2 separate regions of the Homo sapiens genome follow, and region 1 is linked to region 2. Evidence: chromatin contacts called from ENCODE Hi-C or POLR2A ChIA-PET data. All regions are on one chromosome and are shown on one strand. Each heading gives the region's core, a stretch centred on a gene start or an enhancer-like site at or near the end of the contact. The rest is flanking DNA. Distances are from core to core; before and after follow the strand shown. Region 1 holds the start of HERC6 (HECT and RLD domain containing E3 ubiquitin protein ligase family member 6). Region 2 holds the start of AFF1-AS1 (AFF1 antisense RNA 1).

Region 1 (3,926 bases), core at 657-3,156, 1.4 Mb before region 2:
CTCACATATATAATATATATATTTATTATTATTATGTTTTTTGAGACAGAGTCTTGCTCTGTTGCCAGGCTGGAGTGCAGTGTCGCGATTTCGGCTCACTGCAACCTCTGCCTCCCGGGTTCAAGCGATTCCCCTGCCTCAGCCTCCCAAGTAGCTGGGACTACAGGCGCCCGCCACCACGCCCAGTTTATTTTTTGTATTTTAGTAGAGATGGGGTTTCATCATATTGGCCAGGGTGGTCTCGATTTCCTGACCTCGTGCTCCGCCCGCCTCGGCCTCCCAAAGTGCTGGGATCACAGGCGTAAGCCACCGCGTCCGGCCTATTATGTGTATATATATATATTTATATATTATATATATATATTTATATATTATATATATATATTTATATATTATATATATATTTATATTATATATATATTTATATATTATATATATATTTATATATTATATATATATTTATATATTATATATTTATATATTATATATATTTATATATTATATATTTATATATTATATATATTTATATATTATATATTTATATATTATATATATATTTATATTATATATATATTTATATATTATATATATATTTATATATTATATATATTTATATATTATATATATTTATATATTATATATATTTATATATTATATATATATTTATATATTATATATATTTATATATTATATATATTTATATATTATATATATATTTATATATTATATATATTTATATATTATATATATTTATATATTATATATATATTTATATATTATATATATTTATATATTATATATATTTATATATTATATATATATTTATATATTATATATATTTATATATTATATATATTTATATATTATATATATATTTATATATTATATATATTTATATGCTATATATATATTTATATATTATATATATTTATATGTTATATATATATTTATATATTATATATATTTATATGTTATATATATATTTATATATTATATATATTTATATGTTATATATTTATATATTTATATATTATATATATTTATATATTATATATTTATATATTATATATTTGTATATATTTATATATTATATATATTTATATATTTTATATATATATTTTTATATATATATATTTTTTAATGCCCCAGTGTATTTCTAAGGGAGATACAGGTGTCTGACCCACAAACCACGTTTGTAAGGTCAGGCTGCCTTCTCCAGGTAGAACCGCGCAGGCGAGGATTTATCTGCAAGGCAAGCCGGAGGGACCACATCTCTTTCCAGAGCAGCGCTGACCAGGTTAGTTTCGGCTCTCAGTTTCGCTTTGAACTTGAATTGGAAACCGAAACAAATCCGAGGGGCGTTGGGAAAACGAAACTGAGGAAGTTGCTCTTCGGTAGCACAGGGCACCATTTTCCTGGTTCCTGTGGCTCTTCGGGCCCCGAGGAATCCAAGGCTCCCAGCACCCCTCCCTGCCTGGCCCGCGGCGCCCAGCATCTGAGCCGCTCCCTGCACCTGGGCCCCCGCGCCCCTCACCCGGGTCCCAGCGCTCCGCACCCGGTTCCCTGCGCCCGGTACCCAAGCCCCCGCGCCCATGTACTGGGGTCCTCACACCCTGCACCTGGGGCCCCCCGCTCACCTGGCAGCTCCCCGCGCTGCGCGCCCCTGCGGCCCAGCTGACCCCTGCTGTTGTCTCCGCACGAGAGGACCCTGTGGTTGGTCAGCAGCAGCAGAGAGTGGCGCTCCCCGCTGGCCGCCTGCAGTAGCTCAGCCCCGGGGCTGCCCGCCGTCCTCCGGCGCTGCAGCTCCCTGGAGTCGGCGCCCCAACAGAAGTACATCCCGCTTCTGCGCCCTGTCGCCTGCTCCGGATTCCGTCGGTCCCGCTGCGACAGGCTCCCGAACGCTGGTGACTGGGTGCGCGATGATTTCCTGAATATCAAGAGACTCACCCTGTCTTCAACCCGCCCCAGGGGCGCAGCCCTGGCCCCATGTCAACTCTCGCTGCCTGAACTTCAAGTGCTGAAGAGCAGAGAGGGCGTCCCAGGGAATAAAACTGAGTTTACATCCTAAGCCATTTATGAGTCGTGAATGCCACTTTGGGCAAGTTACCTAATGATTCCGTGCTTCAGCTATCATATCTACGAAATATGGACTGCAATTCAGCAAATCTAATATGTCGGGATAATTTAATAGGCACATAAAGTGTTAGAATAATACCTAGAGTGGTTAATAAAGCATCTGAGTGCCCACCTCATTCCAGACCTTTTTTGGCATTGAAAATATGTTTGTTTTTTGTTTGTTTGTTTGTTTGTTTGTTTGAGATGGAGTGTCGCTCTGCTGCTCAGGCTGGAGTGCAGTGGCACCATCTCGGCTCACTGCAACCTCCACCTCACGGGTTCAAGCTGATTCTCTTGCCTCGGCCTCCCGAGTAGGTGGGATTACAGGCATGCGCCACGACGCCCGACTTAATTTTTGTATTTTTAGTAAAGATGGGGTTTCACCATGTTGGCCAGGCTGGTCTCGAACTCCTGACCTCAAGTGATCCACCCCTCAGCTTTCCAAAGTGCAGGGATTACAGGCGTGAGCCTCTGGGCCCCGCCTGAAAATACAATTAGTGAAAGACAAGATCCTCTTGATGCGTTTACATTCTCCTGAGGGAAAGAGAACATAAACAGATAAACACATAGTGTAATATCAAGGGGCAACGAAAAATACAACAGGAACCAGAGGGTGGAGGCGGAAGGCACTGGTATTTGAGATGATATTAGGGAAGATCTCTCTGATGAAGTGATATTTGTGCAGAGAGCTGAGGGGACATGGGAAATGAGGGAATGAGTCGTGATCACACCTGAGGGCAGAGGATGAAAAGAAGCAGTTGGAAGGTTTTGAATAGAGAAGAGCCATGATCTGACTTCAGTTTTTAAAGATTCATCTGGCTGCTGTGTGAAAAATAATAGGACAAAAATGGAAGCAGAAAGCCAGTTAGCAGAGACTACTTCAGAGTTCAGGTCAGGTGATATCCTAGAAGGGAAGAGAGGAGAAGTTATTAGATTCAAGACATGTTTTGAAAGTAAGAGTCCACAGATTTGATGATGGATTAGAAATTGGGGGGAAAGAAGAAAAGGGATTAGGGATTACTCCAGGGTTGGCTTTAGGGGTTACTCCAAGGTAAACTCTACTGGACTGGGAAACCCTGAGGAAGGTGCAGGTTTAAGCTATGTGTGTCTGGAATACAGATTGGTAATGATAACTGTAAGATGCTTGTTAATCAAGAAGGCAATAGGATAAACTGTTTTGGAGTTGTAGAGAGAAGCTTGGGTGTAGTCAGAAAATTGGGAGCCATCAGTGTAGAGGTGATGCTTAAAGCCAGATGGCTGAATGAGAACACCCAGGGGGTGAATGTGGTGACAGTATAGCAGAGGCTAGAGGACTGATCATAGGAGGAAAACCAGGAGGAGGAGTTATAGACAGAGCAAGTAACGAATAAAGGAAGGATCAACTCTGTCAATTTCTTGTGGAGCAAGGTAAGGATTGAGCACTGATTTTTATTTATTTATTTGTTTGTTTGTTTGAGATAGAGTTTCCGCTCTTGATGCCCAGGCTGGAGTGCAATGGCGTGATCTCAACTCACAGCAACCTCCGCCTCCCAGGTTCAAGCAATCCTCCCGCCTTAGCCTCCCAAGTAGCGGGACTACAGGCACGTGCCACTACGCCCAGCTAACTTTTGTATTTTTTGAAGAGATGGGGTTTCATCATGTTGCCCAGGCTGGTCTTGAACTCCTGACCTCAGATGATCTGCCTACCTCAGCCTTCCAAAGTGCTGTGATTATAGGCCACCATGTCCCGCTGAGCACTGGTTTTTAGATTTGGTAACTTTGATAATGTTAGCCATCATCAGCATTATTGATTTTTTTTTAAAAGAAACTAT
Region 2 (3,605 bases), core at 686-3,185:
AACATCCACAAGAGACAACACCTTGAAATTAAAGCAAGCAAACCATCCAGAATTTTCCATTCTCCTGTGAATCTACTTCCGGAATATCCACTCAAGTAATCCTTCCCACTAAAGATGAAAGGCGAGCTAAGGAAATACATTAGACAGAGGAAGTAAACACTGAAACAGGGCCATGCCTAGGTATTCTTCGGCCCCAAAGAAAAAAAACTAGACTCTGGGTCCAAAGGTCTTTTTCGTGACTTTTATCCCCACCCAGAGGCCAACACCACGCAGGTCTGAGAGAGGTAACCCACGGCCACCTACCTTCTACACACACCGCACGACCTTGCTCTGAAATAATCTTGCACAAGCAAAATTCTCCACGCCTCTCAGACTCCTACCTAACGTTTCTGTGCTTCAGTTTCTGAGCTCTTCTCACTTTGCAACTGTCCCAGGGAACACTGGGTCTTCGCCTTAATTTACAAGTTTGCACTGAAGGTTTTAAATCAGTCTGATTTCCCCGTGGTGAGTCACACCCCGCAACGTGCACCAAGGGGGAGGGTGTTTAAAATTATCTCCGGCTCCACCCTTAAAACAAATCACTTGGCTGCAAGGCCTTTCCCCCTAACAGAGACTGGTTCAAGGGAGATTCGGACACATCTCCACCTCCAAAGCCAAGTGCCTTCCCGGGATGATCTGCATAACAATTTGCGGGTGCTGGTGGTGGAGAAGCTCCGGGAAGAGAAAACTAGCCGGACGGTATCGAACCGCCCGCAGGCCCGTCGCAGCTCCATTAATGCAACTACCATTACACTAAGGTAACGTGTGATTCACACTCTCCACCTTCTCTCCCCTCTCATTCGCTGGCTCCGGCGCTCGCACCGTCGGAGGGTGGGGTTGCGACGGCCACAGAGGATGGGACACCCGAGGGAAAAAAGCATTATCAAGAGAAATTAACCAGTCCCATACTAAAGACGCCTCTCCCTCTGTCCCTGAAGTTAAGTCTCAGAAGGTGGCTCCAACTCCTCCCCGGAGGCTACGGACCACCGACACACGCCTCCCTCCTGCTCTCAGCGAGACGCGGCGGGAAGCCCTCATCTCTCTCCACGACAGGCACAGGGAAGGGTCCCGGGGTGCAGGAGAGAAGAACCCCACTTTTCCCCGCCCCCTCCCCCCGAGAAACTTCTGGGACTCATTACGCAACTCAAGTAGCAGGTCCCAACAACGGGACAGCTCTCCGCAAAACGCGGGGTGCACAGGCAAACGTCTGACTTGGGGGCTGCGCGTGAGGGAGGAGCATGGGTCTCTTCCCATGTCCCCGTCCCCTGTTTTTCTACGCGCTACCTGCCGCGGGATCGCAAGTAGGGCGGTGAGAGCTCTGAGCCCTAGCCCGTTCTCCCCGAGGGCTCCCACCGGAAAAGTGGGAACGCCAGCGACTTGAGTCAGCGTGCTGGGAAGCCGGCAGAGAGGCGGGGAGAGCCTCGGCTTCCGAGAAGTCCGCGGCGGCGGCGTCGGGGGCCGGGCGGATCGACCCCCAGCCCTGGGTGGCGCAGGGCTGCGCTCACCTTCCAGACCCTTCCGTCCTCTAGTCCCGGGTCGGGCGCCCTCGTCACCTCCGCCCTCCCCTGACCTGTTGCGGTGGGAAAGGGCGCAAGTGCGGACGACGCAGGGGAGCGCCTCCTCCCGGGGCTCGGCTGCGGAACCGCGGAGGCAAAGGTGCAGCTGCGGCCGCAACGCGCGCAGGCGGCGGCCGAGTGCGCAGGGGCCGCGCGCGCCCGTCGCTCGCTAGCTGGCTGGCAAGCTCAGCACGCCGGCTGCCCGGGACGCCCCGAGGCCACGCCCTCCGCGCGAGGCCCCGCCCCCACCCCCACCTCCCGAGCTGCGGTACCGGGTTCCGCCCCGGCCCGCGCCCTCTAGCTGGCGCCACCCAAGCGGCAAGGGACGTCGCGGCCCTCCCGGGATTGGTGGGAGGATCGTGGGGGAGCGGCAGCTCAGGACGGAATACGGCAATGACCGCCCCGGTCGCGAGGGTGACCCTGCCCCGGGCTGCTGTGGGGGCGCAAGAACCCTTTCACTTTACGGCGAGATTAAGCTCAGGGTCAAGTTCTGAGCAAAAAGTGTCAAGGAGCCTTTTTGCAACCTCCTATAATATTGAAACAGATTCTGTGCCCTTTAAAGGAGATAATAACTAACATCTGGGGAGCGCTTTACAATTTAGAAAAGGCCTTTCACACACAGGCCTGTTTCATCTTCACAACAATCTTATAAAACAGATATATTGTTCCCATTTCCCAAATAATGAAACGGAAGCGCCGAAAAGTAAGTATTGTGCTCAATGTCACAGGCTACTAAGTGGCATGGGAAACCAGGTCTCCTGAATCTAGCCTCCGGGTTTCTGCTCTCCACCAGCCCAACCTCAGAAAATTCTAATAGGTGCAGGGGGCTTTGGCAAATAGACCCATGGGAAGAAGGGGAAACTTATGTCTAGTTAAGTCGCTGCCCGATTCCTGCTGTAAACATACCAAGGAAAGCAACAGGCTGTCTTCATTGTGTTGTCGCACCTTCCTTCCTGAAAGGGACGCAGAAAGATTACATCAAATGGCCCAGATGAGATTTCGCCGACAGTATTTTATGGTTTAAAATGGGTGAAATTATTTGGATGAAGAAAAGCGCCTTACTTAAATTTAATATGATGTGTAATGTAAATTGGTATAATGTGTGAAAATAAGCCCCTCCCTGCCTTCTCTGCCTTTTCTCTTTTTAATTTTGTTTGTCTCTACTGCTCTGCTCAACTCTTTTATTGTCCACATAATTGAAAACCTAATTGATGGATATTTGCATTTCCAAATTAAACCTTTGGCTACTTGACTTAATTTCCCATGGATTGTTTTCCAAAATATAACTCTTCGCCCTACTCCATATCCTCCCATCGGGAGATTGGTTTACCTAGACAGCTAAAATAATTAAGGTGTCCCTGATGAAACCTGGTGGTGTATCTATCTAAGATGAAAGTTCTGGTCATCCCTGAGCAGGATGGGACAGGAGTCATCTCTTACAAAGTGTTTGTACACCTTTTAAAGGTTTCTAACAGAGACTGATCTCTATTCTAATCAATAACAAGTATTTTAACGTTTTTGCTATATAATGAATACATTTCATTGTGAAATATATATTAGCATGGTAATATTTTATAATCTGAAAACTTTTACCACTTCTATCTAAAATGTTTTCCTTTTTTGTGTTCTTTTTGTGTCATCCCATAGTATCTCCTATAGGGCTCTTCAAACTGTGGTCAACTTAGTAAATGATGTTGACAGTGGAAGTGTGATCATTTTATTTTCCTGCCTTTGGAATTGAAGATTGTAATTTTGCAAAAATTTTGTTGAAGATGATGTAGCTTTGGTTCAGAGAGTAAGTCATTCCATTTATATCAATATTCTTAAGGCAATGTGCTAGGTGACGAGCCATATTGATGACAAAGACAGAGCTCCTATTTTCATGACATTCCAGTGTGGTGGCAGAAACAAGCAAGTAAATAATTCCAGTACACACTTCTGTTGATTTATTTCGTGAATGGTGACTGGCTATTTAAAAAGACTAAATCAAATTAATTTTCTGATAATGAA

Evidence for each region. Hi-C counts contacts between places; a loop is a spot of excess contacts on that map. ChIA-PET counts read pairs that join two places held with the same protein, here RNA polymerase II (POLR2A). Pooled maps may share reads with other maps.
Region 1: a loop to region 2 is called in a map of GM12878, with 10 times the contacts of the local background. The contact joins the promoter of HERC6 here to the promoter of AFF1-AS1 in region 2. A Hi-C loop is called at or near these places in 3 of 168 maps with a recorded cell type or tissue (GM12878 and naive thymus-derived CD4-positive, alpha-beta T cell), 1 of 37 single-sample maps with no recorded cell type and 12 of 50 pooled maps. POLR2A ChIA-PET finds 5 or more read pairs at or near these places in 1 of 52 experiments (HCT116).

Annotation. Positions count from the first base shown.
Region 1 is chr4:88,376,832-88,380,757 of GRCh38, reverse strand. It overlaps HERC6 (HECT and RLD domain containing E3 ubiquitin protein ligase family member 6), which reads right to left and starts at 1,906. Exons shown (of 23, transcript NM_017912.4): 1 at 1,638-1,906. The coding sequence starts at 1,836. RefSeq lists an enhancer at 1,154-1,483 and a silencer at 1,494-1,683.
Region 2 is chr4:86,933,180-86,936,784 of GRCh38, reverse strand. AFF1-AS1 (AFF1 antisense RNA 1) reads left to right here and starts at 1,935. Exons shown (of 3, transcript NR_038841.1): 1 at 1,935-2,298; 2 at 3,243-3,390. AFF1 (ALF transcription elongation factor 1) reads right to left here and starts at 1,774. Exons shown (of 21, transcript NM_001166693.3): 1 at 1,545-1,774. It also overlaps a transcript of C4orf36 not described here. RefSeq lists enhancers at 340-459, 315-856, 857-1,398 and silencers at 711-849, 1,320-2,069.